2 separate regions of the Homo sapiens genome follow, and region 1 is linked to region 2. The links are chromatin contacts, found by Hi-C or POLR2A ChIA-PET in ENCODE. All regions are on one chromosome and are shown on one strand. The core of a region is the stretch at or near the end of the contact, and the rest is flanking DNA. Distances in the headings are between cores, read along the strand shown.

Evidence for each region. Hi-C counts contacts between places; a loop is a spot of excess contacts on that map. ChIA-PET counts read pairs that join two places held with the same protein, here RNA polymerase II (POLR2A).
Region 1: a map of Caco-2 shows a loop between it and region 2 (10-fold over the local background). The contact joins the enhancer-like site here to the promoter of UGT2B7 in region 2. A Hi-C loop is called at or near these places in 3 of 168 maps with a recorded cell type or tissue (Caco-2, HepG2 and PC-3). POLR2A ChIA-PET finds 5 or more read pairs at or near these places in 1 of 52 experiments (HepG2).

The regions. Positions count from the first base shown.
Region 1 is chr4:68,868,944-68,872,844 of GRCh38, forward strand. It overlaps the pseudogene LOC101930041. Among named protein-coding and RNA genes, the nearest start is that of UGT2B10, 55 kb to the left of the region's middle. Within about 2 kb of position 2,357, at least 2 of the 41 ENCODE cell types and tissues checked have a DNase peak (open chromatin) inside an H3K27ac peak, as active enhancers do.
Region 2 is chr4:69,094,433-69,098,923 of GRCh38, forward strand. It overlaps UGT2B7 (UDP glucuronosyltransferase family 2 member B7), which reads left to right and starts at 2,042. Exons shown (of 6, transcript NM_001074.4): 1 at 2,042-2,809; 2 at 4,108-4,256. The coding sequence starts at 2,089. RefSeq lists an enhancer at 4,008-4,384.

The sequences.
Region 1 (3,901 bases), core at 1,107-3,606, 230 kb before region 2:
TTATAAAAATTTGTATTAAAATATTGAGTTATTCAATGCAAGAATCTTTCAGTTTTTAAACTGTATAATCAGTGTAATAGAAATTTAGTTTCTGCTGAACCCTGCTGCTTCAGCTCTTTCTCTGTTTTGAGAAGGCCTTGGATGGTAACTCTCTCCTTAAACTTTTGTTAAATTCTGTAACATTTCTTTTTATTATTAGTCTAAAGCAAAGGAGACAGTTTTTGAAAACAGGCAAATGAAAAACATTTTTCAATCTGCCTGCTGAAACCAGCTCAGTCGTGGAGACACTAACCCAGTGGTGCTAGAGGAATTAAAGATACAAACACAGAAATATAGCGTGTGGAGTGGGAAGTCAAGGGTCTTACAGCCTTCAAAGCTGAGAGCTTCGAACAGAGATTTACCCACACATTTATTGACAGCAAGCCAGTGATAAGATTTACTAAAAGTATTCCTTATGGCAAATAAAGGGATGGGCCGAAATAAAGGGATGGGCTCTGGCTAGTTATCTGCAGCAGGAACATGTCCTTAAGGCACAGATCGCTCATGCTATTGTGTGTGGTTTAAGAATGCCTTAAGCGGTTTTCTGCGCTGGGTGGGCCAGGTGTTCCTTGCCCTCACTCCGGTAAACCGCAAACCTCCCAGCATGAGTGTCATGGCCATCAAGAGCATGTCACAGTGCTGCAGAGACTGTTTCTGGCCAGTTTTAGGACTAGTTTATGGCCAGATTTTGGGGCCTGTTCCCAACATTTGCCTTTGTATGTCTGTTATGTCTATATATTACTTGTGTCATGTGGAAGTGATATTTCAATATCAAAATATATGAAAGAGCTCTAACCAACTGACTTAAAGAAAAGTTAATTGCTTATCACACTAATAAAAGCTAGCTTGGATACCTTTGAGTTCACATGACTATAGCAATATTTGGTAACATTAATTTGGAAAATTTAATCTCAAATTTCTCTCCAATAGTTTAAAATCTGAGTCATGTTATGTTAAATTAAGTAATCCTCAGTATGGTCACTGAGAATTTAGGTTACAAAGAGTTAAAATAGTTGTAGAATAAAAAGTTTTTTTGGGTGAGGTTTATAAAAACAGAAGGATGTGATTTTTGCTATTGAAAATGTAATTTTTTTTCTTTATGTTTTATTATACTTTAAGTTCTAGGGTACATGTGCACAATGTGCAGGCTCATTACGTAAGTATACATGTGCCATGCTGGCCCACTGCACCCATCAACCCATCATTTACATTAGGTATTTCTCCCAATACTATCCCTTCCCCCTCCCCCTACCCCACGACAGGCCCCAGTGTGTGATGTTCCCCACCCTGTGACCAAGTGTTCTCGAGGCTGAGTCAACTTAAAATTTATATATATACATATATATATATATATATGTATATATACACATATATATGTGTGTGTATATATATATGTGTATGTGTGTGTATATATGTGTATGTGTGTGTATATATATGATATATATGATATATATGATATATGATATATATGATATATATGATATATATGATATATGATATATATGATATATATGATATATATGATATATATGATATATATGATGTATATGATATATATGATGTATATATGATATATATATCATATATATATATGACCAGATGGATAAAGAGAAAAGTGAAAACTCAGGAAATAAGAAACTTTTGACTCTCAGGTGGCTACATGGTCTCCCATCTTCAAAAGCTGCAGCTGGGCTGCATTCAGTTACCAAAGGTAAAAGTTACCAGTGGAATTTAGAGATGGATGATAGACATACTCCCAGGGAGTTAGTTCAGTGAATGCATAACAAAATGGAAACTAATAAGAAAACTACAAAATGTTAATTCCCTTGGTTATTGCTATCTGTAATCGCTAAAATGAAAGTAAAAGAGTGCGGAGTTTTGCCTTAAGGCTTGACCAAATTTACATGTGGACTCTCAGCTCAGGCCACTAGCTTCAAAGCTAGACACACACACAGGCACACACACACACACACACACACACACACACACACACACACACATCTTAAGCCAGGGCAACAAAGTTACCTTTGAGACCTGTAGTTACCAAGAAGATAGCCAATGCACTTAAATAGAAAAAGAAGTTAACTATTAAACCCAGAGGGTATAATGTAAAGAAATTGCTCCTTTGTAGAATAATATAATCAGTTTCCTGAGAAACGTTTACTATAATGGACTGGAAAAATAGCTACTTTAAGGGCAATATTTTTTATTTTAAATGCTACAGAATGAAAAAGCAGGGGTTTATGCAGGTCCCACAGCTCACGATTAAGCAATCACTGAGGAGTATATGTGACCCAGCTTCACAAGCAGCCCAGTGGACTGAATAATTGCCACCATAAGGTTTGATTACCCTGAGAAATGGACTGCCCAACTCACCCTGTAAAATTCCAGGTGGAGTTCCCCAGATGAAGCACCTGATATGCTTCATATGCAAACCATATGGAACTGGCTTTATGATGACCAGAATATTATTCAATTAAATATACCTATTACCCTGGTCATAGTAAATGCTATGGTTTAGGGGGACCCTTCTACCTGGGCATCCCAGGTGACATTACTCCTGCAGAATCAAAGAGCTGTTTGAGAAGCCTTCCCAAATTTGCTGTCCCCCATGGATCTTACCGATGTTATTAAAACATTAGGGTAATTAAAAAATTGGGCAAGGTAAAAGGGAGTCAAAGGACTCATCTATCATGGTGGAAATCTTTAGATGATTATTAAGAAATAAAATAAAATAAAAATTGATAGGGTAAAAACAAAGGCTTTTACAATGCTATAAAAGTGGGGTGAACAAAAGGGAGCCCCTGCTGATCTTCAAACATTATAGGGACCTACACCAGTTTTTTTGTATTTGCCTTAGATTGGATTTTTTTTAAAGCAAAGTTTGTAATCTAATGGGAAAGCTGACATTGCCTGCGCAATGTTGAGGCAAGTTTAGATAAAAAATTGATAAAAGGGCTTGAGTCTCTTGGATCAACCCTCTTCTGGGAGGGTTAATTTTTTACCAGAAAGGTAAATTGGTTTGAAGATAAAGAAGAAAAGCTCCTGGGATCAGAGCATAAAATTGTAAATGTTGAGAGGATTATGAAATTTGAGATGTTTAAACAGGTTATATGTAAGGTGGTTGTGATTCCTTTACCTAAATGTTTTATGAAAATGGGTATTCTATCTGAATGGGGGAGATTTTCCTGATGTAGTTGTATAAAGTTGAAGGCATGTAAACCTGCTCTTTGAAAAATGCTATTTGGACAGCTAAGTGAGTACTAGCTAAAGTGCTGGTTGAGACAAATCCTTCACTTCATAGCCCTTTGTGGAAAGTTTATTTGGGCTTATGGCAAAAGCCTGTGAGCACTTTCAAATGACAATTACTGGGACTTTGGACTAGAGAATTTCCACTTGAGAAGTATTTACAGCTTTGCTATGGGATGTTAACTGAAACTACTTCTATGCTAGCAGAAATAATGGTGACTGAAAGAGTTCCATGATAAAATAAAAATGGTTTATACAGAATCTTGCTACCTGGGATGCAAGAAAGACATATTTATGAACAGGGAGCCTCTTTTTCTCCTTAGGATGGACTCTGACTATGCGAGGAGCTGTTATATTCTACAGTGCTTAATAAAAAGCTCTCATATTACAAGAGCTGCTTATCTTGTGAATGGCAGTTCAAAGGTGAATACATGCCTTCTTGTTTGGAAAGCTGCTGCTCCAGTTAAAGAGGAGTCAAAGAAATATTTTTCTTTTGAGTTTTTTATAGTTTAGAGCAATTGGGTAAAATTTGCTTTTGTAAGCAAATTTACCTCTCTGAGTTCTCCAAAATTTGCAAACTGTTCATGAGTCTTTTGATTGTGTGGTAATATTG
Region 2 (4,491 bases), core at 792-3,291:
CCACCGCGCCCGGCCGGTTTCTAAGGCATATAAAAAGTTATGTTTACACAATGCTATAGCATATTAAGTCTGCAATAATATTAAGTCTAAAAAAATACATGCCTTAATTTAAAAACACTTAATTGCTAAAAAGTGCTAATGATCATCTGAGTCTTCAGTCAGTGCAACTTTTGTTGATGAAGATTCTCATATCAATGTTGATGGTTGCTAACTCATTTTGGTGGTGGCCGCTAGTACTTAGCATGGCTGTGGCAATTTCTTAAAAATAAGACAACAATGGCATTTGCCACATACATTAACCCACCCTTTCACAAAAGATATTTTTAGCATGCAATGCTGTCAGATAGCATTTTACCCATAGAAGATCTTCTTTCAAAATTGGAATTAATCCTCTCAAACTCTAACGCTGCTTTATAAAGTAAGTTTAAGTAATATTCTAAATCTCCTGTTGTCATTCAACAATGTTCATAACATCTTCACCAGGAGTAGATTCCATCTCAGGAAACAAGTTTCTTTGCCCCTCCAAAAGTAGTAACTCCTCACTTATTTGTTTTATCATGAGATTTCATCAATTCTGTTACATCATTAAGTTCCACTTCTAATTATAGTTATCTTTCTAGTTTTATTATATTTGCAGTTACTTATTCCATTAAAGTTTTGTTATAGGACCAACAGTTTCATATGCTTACTGTCCAATAATAGTCCAATTACACTGAGACGTCAGATTTGGCAGCAAAGAAGGAGTTTAATAATTGCAGGGCACTGAGCAAGGAGATAAGAAGAGAACCCTAAATCCAGCTCCTCAAGGAGTTCTGGGTTGGAGGTTTTAAGGAGATCATAGATGGTGATAGGCTGGAAAATTTGGGTAATTGATTAGTCAGGGTAATAGGGTAAAGTCATCAGAACAAGAAACTACATTATTTGCTGAGTCAGTTCCTTGTGGGGTCCTCTAGATCAGCTGGCATCAGTGAAGTCTTTCAGATCAGCTGACATCAGTGAGATCCTTCAGACCAGCCGAGTCAGTAGTTTTAGCAGTATGCTGGACCTGAAGGAATACCTCAAAAGGAAAGTTGATCATTTCATAATGTTTAAGTTAATATTTATAGAAGGATTAAGAGGAACTATAGTCTTGTAACAGGGTCTGCATAATTCTAGGACAACAGCCAAATAACTGTGAGGAAGTGAGTCGGAGAACAAGCTAACCTAATGATTAATGCTGAATGTACTACAAGCTTGGTTTACTTTTCTCTTTTTCTTTCTTTATCTTTGATTACTTTAACAAAGTTTAAAAAGATAGTGTCATCTTGAAACTCTCAATATCTTACATGATGGTTGTAAGAATCAACATGTATACGCTATATCATAAATGAACCTTTAAAATATTATGTTACATAAAAGAAGCCAGTCACAAAATACCACATATTGTATGATTCTATGCATTAAAAATTGTCCAGAATAGGCAAATCTATAGAGATAGAAATTCAATTAGCAATTACCTAGGACAGGGGAAATGCAGAAACTAGGGGTGGAGAGAAAAAGGCTAAGGACTATAGGGCTTATTTTGGGGAGATAAAAGGGCTCTCCAACTGATTGTTATGGTAGATGCACAATTCTGTGAATATACTATGAAACATTAAATTTTACACAATAATTGATAAATAGTATGATATTTAAATTACATGTCAACAAAGTTTACAAAAATATGTGGACCATGTTTAGTCATTTAATCTTTAGTTTTGTGTCAAATGGACTGCAGAAACAAGATCTGTCACTGCTACTGTTCTGGACACTCTTCTAAAATATATTGCATAAGACAGATGGCATGTCCATACAAGATCCTTGATATTAGCTGAAGGATAGCACTCATAAACATAAAAGGGAAATTAATCACATCTGTGTGAACAGATCATTTACCTTCATTTGTCTCTTTGCCATCCACATGCTCAGACTGTTGATTTAATGATATTGTATGTACTTTGACTTATAAGGGTTACATTTTAACTTCTTGGCTAATTTATCTTTGGACATAACCATGAGAAATGACAGAAAGGAACAGCAACTGGAAAACAAGCATTGCATTGCACCAGGATGTCTGTGAAATGGACTTCAGTAATTTTGCTAATACAACTGAGCTTTTGCTTTAGCTCTGGGAATTGTGGAAAGGTGCTGGTGTGGGCAGCAGAATACAGCCATTGGATGAATATAAAGACAATCCTGGATGAGCTTATTCAGAGAGGTCATGAGGTGACTGTACTGGCATCTTCAGCTTCCATTCTTTTTGATCCCAACAACTCATCCGCTCTTAAAATTGAAATTTATCCCACATCTTTAACTAAAACTGAGTTGGAGAATTTCATCATGCAACAGATTAAGAGATGGTCAGACCTTCCAAAAGATACATTTTGGTTATATTTTTCACAAGTACAGGAAATCATGTCAATATTTGGTGACATAACTAGAAAGTTCTGTAAAGATGTAGTTTCAAATAAGAAATTTATGAAAAAAGTACAAGAGTCAAGATTTGACGTCATTTTTGCAGATGCTATTTTTCCCTGTAGTGAGCTGCTGGCTGAGCTATTTAACATACCCTTTGTGTACAGTCTCAGCTTCTCTCCTGGCTACACTTTTGAAAAGCATAGTGGAGGATTTATTTTCCCTCCTTCCTACGTACCTGTTGTTATGTCAGAATTAACTGATCAAATGACTTTCATGGAGAGGGTAAAAAATATGATCTATGTGCTTTACTTTGACTTTTGGTTCGAAATATTTGACATGAAGAAGTGGGATCAGTTTTATAGTGAAGTTCTAGGTAAGTATTTTTTTCAATCAGTAACATGAAGCTCTAACTTATTTGTGTCTTTGAAGCAGAGCTTATATAAAGCCATAAAGTCAGGGTAGTGGGGTTTTGGTAAGTGAATTTATAAAACAAAAATACAAGATGATCTATTAATCTCACAAATATTATAGAAAAGCTTAAATTACAGGGTCAGTTAAAACCCTGTGGCCATCACTCACACAGAACACCCCAGGAAATCATAAACCTATACATTAGTGCATCTAAGACTTTAAGCAATTACACATCTGTTTTACTATACATTGTTTTACATCTTAAAAACAGTAAAATCCATCAAATAACTTCTTACTGAATGCATAGATTTAGAATGAGTAGTTACACATTTTTCTACAACTATCTATATAACTGCAGAAATTGTTTTTTCTTGTAAACTTGTTTTCTTATTTAGAAATCAAAAGATGTTCCCATATTACCAGAAGGTTTCCTTCACAGTAAAGAGAGATAATGTCTATACCTCAGATGCAAAAATCAATAAGGGCAATTTGAAGTTTCTAATGTTTCTATACTCTTTCACGAAAGAATTGGAAATCATTAATTTAAAGTCCAATCATCTTGTTGAAGTGTGAAGGTTGTTATATCTACATAGTTTTTTGAAACTATGTCTCTTTATTAGAACATATGAGACAAATTAAGGTTGAGTACAAATTTTTATTTCAATAATTTCTCAAAAATTTCTAGCTATAATGTACAAATATATTTACTTAAAAATATTATTAAGATCTTAGCTTGAATCTAAAAGAGTAGTTGGTACAAGGATTTCAGCCATACTCTCAACATAGTCCACAGTTCACTTGAACCAAAGATAAAAGAATTAGCTTAATGAGTTGTGTAAACTAGACTATTTCTTAGAAAATTATTTTTATGGGTAGAGTAGAATTAATTGATTATGGAGCTCAAAGAGTTGTTTAAATGTCCGTATGCTACTATTGAAGCTTTAAGAGAAAAGAAATTTTCTGTTTAACTTTCTATGGCTCATTTTAATAATTGTTTATGATTATGAGCATACTGATGCGACATTAGAGATGTAGCTTAACCTCACAATTCTCCTACTACTTTGTCTTTCTTATAAATACACATGGGCAAAATATGTAATACATAAAATTAAATTATATCTATATATGAATATGTGTATATATTTTTCAAAGCACAGATATTTGCCTACATTTTTGCCTACATTATTCTAACCCCTTTCAGAAATTTACCTAAAGTAATTATCTTGTGTCATCCACCTTTTTTTTTTCTATTCCTGTCAGGAAGACCCACTACATTATCTGAGACAATGGGGAAAGCTGACGTATGGCTTATTCGAAACTCCTGGAATTTTCAGTTTCCATATCCACTCTTACCAAATGTTGATTTTGTTGGAGGACTCCACTGCAAACCTGCCAAACCCCTGCCTAAGGTAAACATACTTTTGTTGGTTTTATTTTGTTGGCTTTGAATTTTCAGTAGAAATGATTCTATAGTCTTCTTTCAGAGTGTTTGACTTACACTGAAAGAAAGATGGGAAATGGGTGGGGTAAAGCAGATACCAATTAGAAACTCATGTGCACGTTAATACCATCACACGTATATGAGTTTTATGAGTATTACAAATAGAGAGGAATACTAAGGAGACTTTGAAAATAGGGTTGGTT